Regions from separate parts of the Homo sapiens genome. Here region 2 is linked to region 1. The links are chromatin loops, found by intact Hi-C in ENCODE. Cell type or tissue: GM12878. All regions are shown on one strand. Each heading gives the region's core, and the rest is flanking DNA. Links, peaks and the distances in the headings are about the cores only.

Region 1 (7,835 bases), core at 1,679-6,678:
CACATTAAGCTGGAAGTAACTTAGAAAATTATTTAATCATGGCCTCATTATTTCAAGTGTTTTGCAAAAGCTAGTGAAAAGATGCGACTGTCATTCATCCTATAATTGTTACCTGTGGTGAGTCCTGAAGCTGTAAGTAATTCTGCATGCAGTCTTATGAGCTCAGCTGTTAACACCCACACAGTTATCTTGACCTGCTGATGTGGAGGGGTGTCAATGACCCAAGTACAGATGGAAAATGGGACATCTGGGTCTGATGAATTGGGTGATGAAATATTTTGTGGGGTCCAAGTTGCATTGTATGTTCCACCACAAGGCACTGGGAAGAAAAAGCAACACAGGAGACAATTTATTCATGTCTCATCTCAGGCAATCTTTAAAATTCTGTCTTCCTCATCTCCCACCCCAGAGGAGCTATATTTTCATCATTCCATTAAGAATTGGGGGTTTATATCCTTGACTAAAAATTGTATCAAATTTTGTACCACAGATTAAACATAGAGTAATTAACATGGTGTTTAGTAATTGACATTGAGTTTAGATAGTAATTGACATTGAGTTTAGTAATTAACATTGAAATTTCAATATAATAAGCAGGGCATTCTTTTCAGTGCCTAAATACATGTGTATTTCATAACATATAAAAATGCTTCTATCTACTCACTGTCCATGATGGTGTATGTAGCATTAAATCCTTCCCTTTCTAATGTTAAGTCACTGATGAATTGAACCATAAGGAAGTTACCAGAAGAGATAAAAGGAGCAGGTACAGTGGAACCACAAAACGTTCCAGCCAAGTTGGCACTTTCACTAACCCCATGGTATAACTGAAAAGAAAAACAATTCATTACTTCTCCATTATTTACAAAAAAGTTGCATCTTTCACACTAAATTGGATGTGAAGTCACAATAGGTCATGATTAAACATTTTTACATGGATGTTCTTAGAGGTGGTCTTAATTTAGGAACAGAATTATAATTGGATTGATGATATTATGACTTTCAGTAAAAACCTGGTATGATGCCTAACATTTTTTTCCTCTTTGGGAAAGTAACCTATGATTTTAAAAAGAATGTGTCATGAGAGTCTGCTCACCCACTGCTACCTTAACCACTGCACCCACTAACACTCTGGCCCTAGTTGCTCTGATCTCTTGCCTTGATGATCACTGGAGACTCCCACAAAGCCCCTGATTCTGCTCTTGTTCCTCTTAGTCTATTCTCAAAATGTCATCGAGAGGATACTGTTAAAATGTAAGTCAGACCAGGTCATCGCTCTGCTGAAACCCTCCTAACTGCCCATCCACTCAATAGAACAAGCAAAGCCATCACAATGGCCTTCTCTCCTCCTCTCCCACCCCTGACCTTTCTGATCTCATTTCTTATTGTCTCCACTTTGTTCATTTTGCTTCTTGAGCCAAACCAGTCATGCTCCTGCTTCTTGGGTATGGCATTTGCTGTTCCCTTTGCCTGGAATGCTCTTCCCTGTATATCCACATCGTTTGTCTTCCTACATTTCTTCAGGTCTTTACTCAGACATCCCCAAATTGGCTGGCGTGATGGTACATGCCTGTAATCCCAGCTACTCAGGAGACTGAGGCAGGATAATCGCTTGAATCTAGGAGGTGGAGGTTACAGTGAGCTGAGATCGTTTCACTGCACTCCAGCCTGAGTGATGGAGCAAGACTGTCTCCAAAAAAAAAAAAAAAAGATAGCCCCAACTCAATACGGCCTTCCTTGTGTAAACTCTCCCAACATTCCCATCTCCTTTCCTGCTTGACTTTTCTCCACAGCAAGTATTACCTTCTTCTACATACTACATATTTAACTTTTTTTTTTTTTGGAGACAAGGTCTCACTCTGTTGTCCAGGCTGGAGTGCAGGGCTACAATCATAGTTCACTGCAGCCTTGAACTTCTGGGCTCAAGTGATCCTCCCACCTCAGCCTCCTAAGTACTGGGACTACAGGTGCATGCCACTATGCATAGCTAATAAAAAAAATTTTAGAGATGTGGTCTTGTTATGTTGCCCAGGCTAACTTGTTTATTTCATTGTCTTTCCCGCTGAAGAGAATACAAGTTCCATGAATGCACAGATTTCTGTTCTGCTCACTGCCATGTTCCCAGTTTTTAGGTGTCTGCACATGAGAGGCACTCAATAAATATCTAATAAATAAATAAACAAGTGCTTTGATTCCTCTCTTCCACAAGCCCTCCCAAAACTGTTCTCCCTGAGACTTCTTTACCTCAGTGTTTCAAGCCTACAACTTCAGTCATCTCTGATTCCTCTCTCTTCACTCCACATCCACTCCATTCTACCTTCAAAACATATCTCAGAGGGCTCCATCTCCAGGTGACCACCATTGTTCTTCACCTGTTCCCACTGAAACATCTTCTTAATAGAACTAATTCCGGAGCAGCCATAGTGTTCTCCACTGAATTGCCTGCATGTCTGCAAACTCCAATGAGATGCTGCTCCTGCTCTGACTAAAATGCTCCGGCAGATCCCTGTTGCACCTAAAGTAAAATTCCAGCTCCTTCTCACGGTCTGCAAGCCCCAGCTGCTCTGGCCTGTGCCTCCTTCCCAGGCCGCCCGCACCTCACTGCTGGTTGCACTTCCTTCATCCCAGGAGGACTCCTGCCCATGGCCCTGCTCCTGCAGCTCTTCCTGCCAGGAGACTTCTTTCCTCAGCTGAAGCTGAACCCGCACAGCTAAGGACTCCCTGTCATGGGCCCTCACCTCACATGTCACCTCCTCAGAGAAGCCCGTGCTATCGAATGTTGCCCTCCCCCAGCATCATCCTGTTTTATTTTCCTATTATAATCAAAACCGATCTTATTTATTGTTTATTTGCTTTGTCCGGTCTCTTTCCCAACAAGGATGTAAGTCCCACGGGTGGGGAGACGGAGACTCTGTCTGACTTCTTCACTGTGGTGTCGCCAGCACCCAGAACAATTCGCAGCCATGGCAGCCTTCTAGAAACATCCTTTGAAATAGTGGGTGCTTGGATTTCTCTCAAACACATAACTAGAAAACATTTGTTTTCTTCTGAGTAATCTTCATTATATTTCTTTTTCTTTTTCTTTTTTTTTTTTTTTTGAAACGGAGTCTCCCTCTTTCTCCAGGCCGGACTGCAGTGGCGCTATCTCGGCTCACTGCAAGCTCCGCCTCCCGGGTTCACGCCATTCTCCTGCCTCAGCCTCCCGAGAGTAGCTGGGACTGCAGGAGCCCGCCACCGCGCCCGGCTAATTTTTTTTGTATTTTTACTAGAGACGGGGTTTCACCGTGTTAGCCAGGATGGTCTCGATCTGCTGACCTCGTGATCCGCAGTGCCCCTTTTCTGTTTCTTTTTTTTTTTCTTTTTTCTTTTTCTTTCTTTTTTTTTTTTTTTTTTTTTTTTTTTTTTTTTTTTTTTTGAGACGGAGTTTCGCTCTTGTCACCCAGGCTGGAGTGCAATGGCGTGATATTGGCTCACTGCAACCTCTGCCTCTGGGATTACAGGCGTGAGCCACCGCGCCCCGCCCTATTGTATTTCTAAATGAGTATCTGTGTGTATCTAACTCCAAATATTAAATTCATAGCAGAGCTATGATGTGCTCAAGGCCACAGAACAGCCATGACCATGACCACTGACATTATCCTAAAGTGCTAGAATTATATAAGGCAGGAATGGCTAAAACCAGTAATTTCAAAAGAAAAAGAAATGCACCACTAGATGGCACTGTCTTTCCAACTTAAATATGATTTCAGTTAATTCAGAATCCGAAGAAGCTCGAGTTTTCTAATCTTCACCCCCTTGTTTCACGGAACAGCACATTTGCCAAGTTTTAGATCATGCACTTTTTCTGGTAAGCAAGTTAAAATTTCATGATAATCATTGCTGTCTTTATGATCACGTTTATATTAGCAAGCATTTTTTTTTTTTTGACATGGAGTCTCGCCCTGTTGCCCAAGCAACAGGCGTGATGCGATGGCGTGATCTTGCCTTAGCTCACTGCAACCTCCGCCTCCTGAGTTCAAATGATTCTCTAGCCTCAGCCTCCCAAGGGATTACAGGTGCCCGCCACCACACCAAGCAGCTCCCCCAGGCTTGCTGCCACCTTGCAGTTTGATCTCAGACTGCTGTGCTAGCAATCAGCGAGACCCCGTGGGCATTGGACCCTCTGAGCCATGTGTGGGATATAATCTCCTGGTGCGCCATTTTTTAAGCCCATCGGAAAAGTGCAGTATTAGGGTGGGAGTGACCCAATTTTCCAGGTGCCATCTGTCACCTCTTTCTTTGGCTAGGAAAGGGAACTCCCTGACCCCTTGCACTTCCTGAGTGAGGCAATGTCTTGCCTTTCTTCGGCTCGCACATGGTGCACTGCACCCACTATCCTGCGCCCACTGTCTGGCACTCCCTAGTGAGATGAACCCGGTACCTCAGATGGAAATGCAGAAATCACCCATCTTCTGCATTGCTCATGCTGGGAGCTGTAGACAGGAGCTGTTCCTGTTCAGCCATCTTGGCTGCAGCCCACTCTATGTCTTTTAATGGGAGAGTTTAGTCTATTTACTTTCAATGTAATTATAAGTAAGGACTTACTTCTGCAATTTTGTTATTTGTTTCTGGTTATTTTGTGGTCTTCTCTTTCTTCTTTCCTTCCTTCTTGTCTTGCTTTTAATGAAGATAATTTTCTCTGGTAGTAGATTTAACTTCTTGCCTTTCATTTTTTGTGTATCTGTTTTGTTTTTTATTTGAGTTTACCCTGAGGTTTGCAAATAATATAACCCATTATTTATGCTGATCACAACTTAACACTAATTACAGAAACAAACTAACAATGAAGCAAAAAGAGAACCAATACAAATGTTACACTTTATTTTGTGCCCCCAACTTTTTGAGGTGCTCCCACCTCAAGAACCCAGACAAAGAAGAGAAAAATAAATTCAAAGCAAGCAAAAACAAGAAAATAATAGTTATAAGAGCAGAAATCAATAAAATTAAAAACAGAAAAACAAAAGAGATAATCAATTAAAAAGAGCTGGTTCTTTGAAAAAATCAATAAATTTGAAAAACTCTATCAAGACTGCCAATGAAAAAAGAGAGAAGACTCAAATCATCAGTACCAGTAATGAAACAGGAGACATTAATAGAGACCCTACAAACATTAAAAAGATAATAAGGGAATGCTAAAAACACTACAGACATAAATTTGACAACTTTAAGGAGATGAACCAATACCACAACTCACTTAATATGAAATAAATTATTTGAATAATCCTATACCAAATAAGAAAATTGAATTCAAAATTTCAAAACTCCCAAAAAGAAATCTCCATATGTTTTAGGAAAAATTGGGTTGTGGCTGAGCATGGTGGCTCATGCCTGTAATCCCAGCACTTTGGAAAGCTGAGGCAGGCAGATCATGAGGTCAGGAGATCAAGACCATCCTGGCCCACATGGAGAAACCCTGTCTCTACTAAAAATACAAAAATTAGGTGGTGGGTACCTGTAATCTCAGCTACTTGGGAGGCTGAGGCAGGAGAATCACTTGAACCTAGAAGACAGAGGTTGCAGTGAGCCAAGATCACACCACTGCACTCTAGCCTGGTGACAAAGTGAGACTCCATCTCAAAAAAAAAAAAAAAAAAATTAGCACCTATTTTATGAAATATCTTACAAAGAAATAGAAGAGACACAAAAGCTTTACAATTCATTTTATAAAGCTATTATTACTCTATTTCAAAAATAGACAGTGATAGTACAAAAAGAAAACTAGAGGCCAATGTCTCTCATAAACATAGATACAAAATTCTCAATAAAAATTAGCAAATAGAATACAGTGATATGTACAAATAACTATATACTATGACAAAGTGGGGTTTATTCCAAGTATGCATGGCTGGTTTAATATTCAGAAATCAATGTAATCTACCATATTAAGAAGCTAAAAAAGAAAATTCACATGATCCTATTATTGGCTACAGAAAAGCATTTGTCAAATTTTTACTTATATTAAAACTCTCAGAAAAATAGGAATATAAGGGAATATCGTCAACTTGCTACAAAAAACCCACAGCTAACATCATACTTAAGAGTGAAATACTGAATGATTTCCCCTGAGGATCAGGAACAAGGTAAGAATGCCCACTCCCTACTTTCATCCAACATAGCACTGGAAGTCTAGCCAGTGCTATGAGACATAAAAAAGAAACAAAAGACACACAGATCAAAAGGAAAAATAAAACTGTTACTATTTGCAGATGACATGATTGCCTATTTAGAAAATTCCAATGAATTTATATACACAAAAAGTTTACAAACATCAACAACCAATGAGTGCGTTCAGCAAGGCTGCAGGATACAAGATCAACATACAAAAATTAATTATATTTCTGTATACTAACAATGAAAGTGTGGACATTGAAACTAAAACATTACCATTTACAATCACCAAATAAAATGAAATACTCCAATTGAATCTAAACAAACATGTACAGAACATGTATGCCAAAACTATAAAATGCCAATGAAAGAAATCAAAGAAGAAAGAGTGGAGCAAGAAGGCCAAATAGAAGCCTACACCATTCATTCCTCCTGCAGGAACACCAAATTTTCACAGCTAACTACACACATAAAGCACCATCACGAGAACCCCAGATCAGGTCAGCAATCACAATATCTGGCTTTAACTTCATATTGCTGAAAGAGACATTGAAGATGGTAGAAAAGACCATCTTGTATTGCTGATGCCACCCTCTCCCCTATCCCCCAGCAGCAGCACACAGCACAGAGAATCTGTGTGCTTTGGAGAGGGAGAGCACAGCAGTTGTGAGGCTTTGCATTGAACTCAGTGCTACCTTGTCACAGTGGAAAGCAGAACCGGGCTGTACTGAGCTGACATCTACCCACGGAAGGAGAATTTTGACTGGTCCTGGCCAGAGGGGAATTTCCCACCTCAGGAGTTAGAGCTTGAGTTCCAACAAGCCTTGCTAAAGTACCCTGGGGCCCTAAGTGAACTTGAGGGGCTGTTTTGGCCATAAGGTTTGCAATTCCCAGGCACATCCCAGTGCTGAGGTGGGCTCAGAGCCAGTGGACTGGTGGAGCATGCAACTTACTAAACACAAGCTGGGGCAGCTAAGGGAATGTTTGAGCCATCCCTTCCCCAGCTCCCAGTAGAGCCATGCAATGTAGAGAAATCTGTTCACTTGGGAGGAGAGCACAGTGATTGGAGGAATGAACTCAGTGCTGCTATGTCACACAGAGACCTGTCAGGGTTCATCACCTGCTGACTAAAGAGCCCCTGGGTTCTTGAGTTGGGAGCTTAGGTTATTAATGCTTTTCCTTTTTTAATATATGTACTTAGGATGTGCCACACAAGTGTTATATTTTTATTTCATTCAGTTCAATTTCTTTTTTATTTCCTCTGAGACTTCCTCCTTGACCCTTTGACTAGTTAGAAGTATGTTATTTAGTTTCCAAGCATTTGGAGATGTTTTCCTGTTATCTTTCTACTATTGATTTCTGTTAATTTCCTGTTATCTTTTTCTTAATGATTGAATACTGGTCGTATAACACATTCTGTATGATTTCAATTATTTAAAATTTATTGGAATTTATTTTGTGGCCCAGAATGTAATTAGTGTATGTTATTTGTAGTGTAGTGTGTGTGGTTGGTGTATGTTTGATGGGCACATGAAAAGAATGTGAATTCTACTATCATTGGGTAGAGTGTTTTATTTTGTTGGATAGGCTTTATTGGTGATTGGTGGTATTGAGTTACCCTGTATTTTTGTCTAGTTGTTCTATCAGTTATTGAGAGAAGAATAGTGAAGTCTAAAACTGTAACTGTG
Region 2 (7,835 bases), core at 1,242-6,241, 770 kb after region 1:
ATTGTTATCAGGTTTAGCTGACAGGCTGTGAACAGGACCTGACAGAATCCTTTAGCCATTTATCAGGGCTATGACCTTGCACCATTTGCCCTTGTGGAACCTAACTTCCTAATTCATATGTGAGGAATATAGACTCACAGACTTAGGGGTAAGGAGGTCGTGCTTATTTAATAAATATTAGATTTCCATCTAGTCTTTCACTATACAGCACAGCAAAAGGCAATCTTTTATTTACTCCAAAAACTCAATAGTCTAAATCCTCTAATATATACCAAGTATGGATATTTTTGACTGTTTTCTTACGTGTAGAAAGATTGGACCAAATCAGCTCTGATCCTAATATTCAAATCAATAAAAGATTACTAAAAATGTCTTTTTATCTTCACCATTATAATCCAAAATATTGCCTTGCCATCTTCAAAAGAGGACTGCCTTAAATGTTTATGTTTTGAGACAACATTAAAAGTTTAAGTGCTTTCTAAAACTTCCCTGCCTCTAGTATCCCTGTCCTAAATTTGGGGGTGGAGGAAGTAAAGGAGGAGGAAACACACATACCCTTCAAACGAATAACAAAACCTGGAGTTTCCGCAACAAGGAATTCTTTAAACTATATATGCCATGCTTACACAATGCTTTGCACAAATCTATTTGTGAAGTCTGAAGATCATGGCACCAGAATTGAGCAACTAACCACAAATGAAGTGGTTATGTAATGAAGCTAAGTCATTACTGTATGGCTTAACCATAAAATTTCCAAAGAGCTTTAACTCTTGTGACCCACACAAACTACAATTTAAAGCTGAAAAATAGCTCCTCACAAGCCTCTTTAAAAAAATAAAAAATAAAGCTGGAAAAAATCTTGGTCATCTCTTTAATATAACACTCTCATTCTACATATGAAGCCACAAAAGCCCAGATAGTTTAAGTGACCCATCTGAAGGGCCACAGCCAGAAGGGGTAAGATTTGGGTTTAGAACTACAGTTTCCAAGGTCTAGTCCTGGGTTCTCTCTCCCAGATGAGCTTGTTCTTCCTTTAGTGTATTATCACCTGTAAAGTATTTTTACTTGCCAACACTAGTGATTAAAATTAACATTCCAATGGATTACTATTGAAATAACTTCCGTTAAGATTTTCAGTCAATTTTCATAGTCCTCAGTAAATTATAACCACAATTGTTCAGAATCTTCTGCCTTGGATAACACTAACAAAAATAGTACTGGCCGGGCGCGGTGACTCACGCCTGTAATCCCAGCACTTTGGGAGGCCAAGGTGGGCGGATCACCTGAGGTCAGGAGTTCGAGACCAGCCTGACCAACATGGAGAAACCCTGTCTCTAATAAAAATACAAAATTAGCCGGGCGTGGTGGCGCATGCCTGTAATTCCAGCTAATCGGGAGGCTGAGGCAGGAGAATCGCTTGAACCTGGGAGGCGGAGGTTGCAGTGGGCCAAGGTCGCAGCCATTGCACTCCAGCCTGGGCAACAGGAGCGAAATTCCATCTCAAAATAAATAAATAAATAAATAAACAGTACCCTTGTATGTCATGATAGGCTCAGAAAAACCAAAACACTGCCAAATACCAATGCAAATAGTTTTGATTCAACGTCTGTATCACAGCCACTCCAGGCTTCATTCGTCTGTAAGAATGAAAGCTCAGACTAGATCATCTGTAACCTCACCTTCCAACTCTCACATTCTCTGCCCCCCTTGCCACCTGCCCCTGCCCCTCCAAAGACCTCTACTTTTTACTTATTTGCCTGGCATCCTAGTCATTGCTAAAAGGCCAAGCGCAGCATCTATCCACAGGATACCTATGTGTTCTATGAGTACTACACTCGAAATACTAACTGAACAATTTGGTTATCTTTGATGAGACAACCTGCATTAGACCGTCTGTAAAGCTTTTAGTTTAAAAAAATTATGTTAAAAAATATTTTGCAATTTTACCTTGAGACTTTTTTCACTTCACACGTTCTTTCTTCCGTCTTTTTTTTAAAGGTTGGTTTTGGGTTTTTTTTTTGTTTTGAGACGGAGTCTAGCTCTGCCGCCCAGGCTGGAGTGCAGTGGCGCGATCTCACTGCAAGCTCCACCTCCCGGCTTCATACCATTCTCCTGTCTCAGCCTCCCAGGTAGCTGGGACTGACTACAGGCGCCCGCCGCCACGCCCGGCTAATTTTTTTGTATTTTTAGTAGAGACGGGGTTTCACCGTGTTAGCCAGGATGGTCTCGATCTCCTGACCTCGTGATCCGCCCGCCTCGGCCTCCCAAAGTGCTGGGATTACAAGCGTGAGCCACCGCGCCCGGCCTAAAGGTTGTTTTTTATACAACTCATTAACTCAAGGATTATATACATCTTACCTTAGCCCCAGCCCATTTTAAATTCCTTATCAAGACAAGCAGTTTCTGAAATCCAGAATCTGGTTCTCTGTAATCTTTTTAAAACCACACAAACAAACGTTAATATCGCAACAGATTTAAAATAAGATAATAATAAATTCACTATTGAACATTTTAAGATTTAACACTTCAGAGTTTACTAGGCTCAGATTTGTCCACCTTTATACAAGCAACTGAGGGCAATAAATCCCAGCACATCAATTTTCTAAAGTAGTAACTGAAAACCGACCGCAAGGCATTTCTAATTCGAAAACAAGGCATTTCTAATACGAAAGCAACAGTGACTCATGCGGCTTTCTAGACTTCCCAAAAGCCCTTTCCAAGCGGCCTCAGGAGCCCTTGCCCTCGCCCCGGTCGCCGATTCGCACGCAGTTGTGCAGTCAGCCGCTGCGACCCGGCTCCTGCCCGGCGCCAGCCCTGCAAGGCTACCGGCCTCAAGGGCTCCCGCTACGGCCCCTGGGCTGCCAGACGTACCTCACAGGCCAGGTCACCGACTCACCAGCTGCCCGGCAAGCGACAGGCTGCTTTACCCCTGACCCGAGTGCGAAAGGTCCCCGAGCCCGGGCCTCGTCCCGCCCACGCGTCACACGGCAACTCCAGTTCGCCCGGGCCACTAGCGAGCTGGAGCGCTCAAGCCAAGGGCGGGGAGGAGCGGAAAACTCCGCCCATTGTTGCCCTGCTCCCAGCCAGTCCCCGCTGGCGCTCGCGGCCCCCCTGCAGCTCCCTCCCCGCTGGGCCTCCCTGCTAGACGCCTGCTGCCCCCGCCCGGCCCCCAGGGTAAGGCCAGCTAGAAGGACCTCGGATGGCACCTGGGGCTCCTCTCCAGCCTCTCCTCTCCCCACTTGCTCCACCCGATAATGGGCCCAACTCAATGAGAATTATATATGAACTATAATGAATTACATGAATTAAAATGTTTAGGACAGTGCCTGGCAATATAGCCCTACCTACCTGTGACTATCATGCTTATGGTACTTCTAGCTTTCCCTTTTCTCCAAGATAATCCTCATAGCCTGCATATGCAATCAGGCCAAAAGATGAAATCTAGACAATGTTGTAATTCTATTACCTTTCAGTCGATTTTTTGAATGTAAAATACTTGCTGTTGTCTATGCATATAAAGCTGTTTTTGTTAATATTAAGAGTAAAGCAAAATCACATGAGAAACACCAAAGGGGAACACTAAGGAGCCATTACCCTAAATTAAGTATCCCTTAGATTTCAGATGAACAGAGTGGAAGTGCCTGCTTTGTCTGTGATGCATACAATTTCTGGGACCCCAATCCAGGCATTCATTATCAAAAATAAGAAAATTTCTCCCTAATTCCAAAAGCCCTCCTTGGATAATACATTTCGTAAAGACACAAAAAAAACAGACATACTTCTGAATGACTAAAGTTACAATTTTATGGTCCTTTGTACTAATTTACATCAATGGCAACAAAGAAGGAATTCTATTAAAATATAACTCATGTCAGGAACTTTCATCTATTTTATGTGCCTCTGAAAAATGGCTGATCACAATGTAAATACAAAGAAACTTTGTTGGCCGTCACCTACTTAACCAACGGTCTCTGTTCTCTCTCTAAAAGATCCTGACCAACGCCCCAGCACAGTAAAGTCTTCAGCTACTCCCCTATGTATATGTTCACTGAGTTTCACAGTTATATTCATTTGTGTTTCTCTCCTCAAGCCAGCTGTAGCTGTTACTATAATGATGTGATTTATTAAATATTACATAAACATAAAAAGACTAAGGAGAAAGAAAATCACAAAAATCTAAAATTCTGCACTCAGACCACTTTACATGTAGCTTTTTACTCCCTTATGCTTCAGTATTTGCCCTTGTGTCTTTATAAAATGTTTAGGTTCTAAAGGGGAAAAATGCATAAGGTATTTTACCTCTCTTCTGCTTCAAGAATTTCTATGCTGTCTCAAAACAACAACCAACCATCCCAAGTAGATCATCTCATCTAAAGCAGCGTAGCTCTCCTATGGCTCCCCATTTGCCTACAGGATAAAGTCCAAATTTCTTTTAAAGGCAATAAGGCTCCTGAGTTAGGGTTCTCCAGAGAGATGGAACATTATATAGACAGACATAGATATAGACATAAAGATATATACAGATATAGATATGAGAGGGGATTTATTAGGGGAACTGGCTCATGTGATTAGCAGGCTGAGACATCCCATGACAGGCTGTCTGCAAGCTGGAGACCCTGGGATGCCAGTACCATGGCTCAGTCCAAGTGCAAAGGCCTCAGAACCAGGAAAGCAGATGGTGTAACTCTCAGTCTGAAGCCAAAGGCCTGAGAACCCAGGGGGCCAATGATACAAGTCCTGAAGCCCAAAGCCTGGGGAGCCTGGAGTTCTGTTGTCCAAAGACAGGAGAGGAAGAATGTATCCCAGCTCCAGCAAATAGATCTGCCTTTTCAATGTTTTTGTTCTCTCTGGGCCCCAGCAGATTGGATGGTGCCCACACACACTGAGGGTGGATTTTCCCCACCTAATCCACTTGGATTCACACCCCAATATCCTCTGGAAACAGACACACCCCAAAATAACATTTTACCAGGTTTCTAGATGTCCTTAATCCAGTCAAGTTGACACCTAAAATTAACCATCACAGCTGTCTATTTCCTGGCCTCACTCTGACTCTCCTGCTGTCTCCCAGAACAGCTCCCACACCCTAATCTACTGGACAGCTTTTCTATGCATAGGATAGTTTGGTTTATCTTGTGCAGCTTGGCTATGCCAGTTCTGTCAGCAATGCCAGTCTCTCCTCTTCTCCCTACCTATCTGCTTTTCAAGTCACCATCACTAACTACAAAGCCTTTCCTGACTGAGCACCTCACTCCTCAATACTTTTGGCCAATAGAGTTGGCTGCTCCCTCCTGCATTACCACTGTAATCTGTATGGGTTTCCGGCAGGACGCCTGTAACATATGTTACCCTATTGTTACATGCCTGCCTCCTTAGCCTGAGGGCTCCATGAGAGAAGAAACCATGTCTTATTTATGAATTAATAGCTTTGTACATCCTAATACTAAGCAGACAACCTGGTATCAGTACCTTGTCATTACCAACCGTTCACATTCTATGTGTGCCACTGAATCGACATAAAGAGAAAATGTCCCTGGCAATTGTACAATGCTTCACCCTAAATTCAACAGAGGCCTAAGACATTTTGGACAAACGGATGAATATATGATAAATTAATGTTTAGGTTCAGACTAGCCACAGTAAGTATGGTATAGTTCTGCTTTAAACATAGATAATCAACTTGATGTCCCACTAAGGCCTGTATTAATGCAGGAAGGTTTTTTCAGAGAAAGAAAATGTTTCTAGCACAACTATTACTTTTGGCTTTTTTCAAACAAGACAAAGCTGGCAAGGGTGTTGCCACTGAAAGTATGATCCCAGAATAAGTGCTGAGATAGTGTCTTTCCTGCTGCCAGAACCACAAAGCTCAGCTTCATGGATTCACACAAATAGCAGCAAGATTGTGGGTTAAAGGGGACACATTTACTGTATTTTACAGCCAACTCTGGATTTTTTCTTCAGAGTTGGCAGTACCACAGAAATTCTAACTGAATTTCAAGTTGAATATTGGGGGGACTATATTCAACTTGAAACTTCTTGCCATAATAGAGTCAAGGATAGGAAAATATGTTAACTTACCTACTATCACAGTAATAATGCCATTTTATCCTGATTTTATATGGCAAACACTTTGTGGTTCTCCCCATAGAAGCCAACAAGTGATAAAATATTAATATTTTCCCTCCTTTAAAGCCTAGAGGACTAACAATAATGCCAAAATAAAGCTCAAAACACACCTGAGATTATCTTCTTTTGAAAGCTGAAATTGTCTCAGTATTAAAAGACTTAACTTCTCACCCATGACCAAACTGACAACAAAACCTTTTAACCTATTTTGTGAGCTACTCACTACTTCACTGAACCAAACTGCCATATTTGTAGAGCACTTAGGTAATGCTGCATAAGAGGAATATTAAGCCCCAAAGGTGCCCCCAAACACACTGCTAACCCCAAAGAGGAACATCTTGATTAATCAAGCCAAGCAAAATTAGGGATGACAACTTGGGATAAGAATGACTAAGAGTGGTCCGGGCGCGGTGGCTCACGCCTGTAATCCCAAAACTTTGGAAGGCCGAGGCGGGCGGATCACGAGGTCAGGTCAGGAGATCAAGACCATCCTGGCTAACACGGTGAAACCCCATCTCTACTAAAAAACACAAAAAATTAGCTGGGCGTTGTGGCGGGTGCCTGTAGTCCCAGCTACTCGGGAGGCTGAGGCAGAAGAATGGCGTGAACCCGGAAGGCGGAGCTTGCAATGAGCGGAGATCGCCCACTGCACTCCAGCCTCCTGACAGAGCAAGACTCCGTCTCAAAAAAAAAAAAAAAAAAAAGAATGATTAAGACTTAAGACTGTAGTCATTCATATCAGAAGTTAAGCATTGCAATGTTATGATTTAACAATCAAAGAAGATAAGCTAAGGACAATATGGCAGCTCCTCTAACTGACATGCATGGAGATAGTATTAATGCCTACCAGCTAGAGCAAAAGTGGTCAACTGGGCCCCCATTCCAGCCTAGACCTCCACATTGTTCATGTGCGTTCTATGTTGAAGCAATGTGTCCAGACATAACTGTATGAAAACAAAGTCAAGATGAAAACCTTGGATGAAAATTTTAAAAGGACTAAAAAGTAGCAAGAAGAGTAATAAAAAATGCCATGGCCTTCTACAGTTCTTCCATGAAACTGAACTTAACCCAATGCATACATACTGGTTGGGTGGTCTGTTATCGACACTTTAGGCTTGCCTTTGCAACCTAACCAGTATGTGAACAGAGGCAGTGAATTCACTGCTGATTTCAGTACTGCTTGAGAAAGTGCTCTCTGAACCAGCAGCACATTCCACTGTATATCCTAAAGAGTGACAAATCTTCATTTTCTGAGGCTAGGTATACTTTCTTGGAAAGATCTGATGACTAATATATGTAAAGCACTTAAAATAGTGCCTGATGCACATTAAGAGCTATAGAAGTATTACCTATTTTTATTACTTTTAGTCAAAGAACAGGATATAACAAAGAAAGACATAAAGTTCATCAATTTCATTACCATCATCTCTCTCCAGGACTCTTGCAGAAACCTCATGACTGCTACCTACTCTTCCCCTCTACCCTTACTCTTCTCCTCCTGCTGCTCCTTTAGCTTAACAAGGATGCTTCTGCCTCAGGGCCCTTGCGCTTTCCTCCAGGTATCCTCGAGCCCAGGCCTTCACTTCCTTCAGGTGTCTGCTCAGAGGTCATCTTCTCATTGAGGCCATTCCTCACCATCTTTTATTTTTAAAAGTCTTGCCTCCAATCCCCCTTAATATGCTTTATTACTCTCCATAGTACTAACCACA

What was found. Peaks named below come from ENCODE experiments on the same cell type or tissue, not always from the same donor. Only the 100,000 strongest peaks of a DNase experiment are listed, where the experiment ranks them.
Region 2: a loop joins it to region 1, with 4 times the contacts of the local background. A loop is called at or near these places in 10 of 110 quality-filtered maps.

What each region holds. Positions count from the first base shown.
Region 1 is chr10:45,246,535-45,254,369 of GRCh38, forward strand. It overlaps the pseudogene CUBNP2. Among named protein-coding and RNA genes, the nearest start is that of OR13A1, 65 kb to the right of the region's middle. In GM12878, for the core only: a CTCF peak has its summit at 3,719 (motif pointing right); DNase peaks (open chromatin) are centred at 3,817 and 4,538; H3K4me3 peaks cover 803 bases; H3K27ac peaks cover 859 bases.
Region 2 is chr10:46,020,459-46,028,293 of GRCh38, forward strand. All of the region lies in intron 1 of NCOA4 (nuclear receptor coactivator 4), which reads right to left. Among named protein-coding and RNA genes, the nearest start is that of NCOA4, 6.2 kb to the right of the region's middle. RefSeq lists silencers at 1,139-1,334, 3,006-3,175 and an enhancer at 2,861-3,155. In GM12878, for the core only: a CTCF peak has its summit at 3,161; a DNase peak (open chromatin) is centred at 3,023; H3K4me3 peaks cover 1,522 bases; H3K27ac peaks cover 1,556 bases.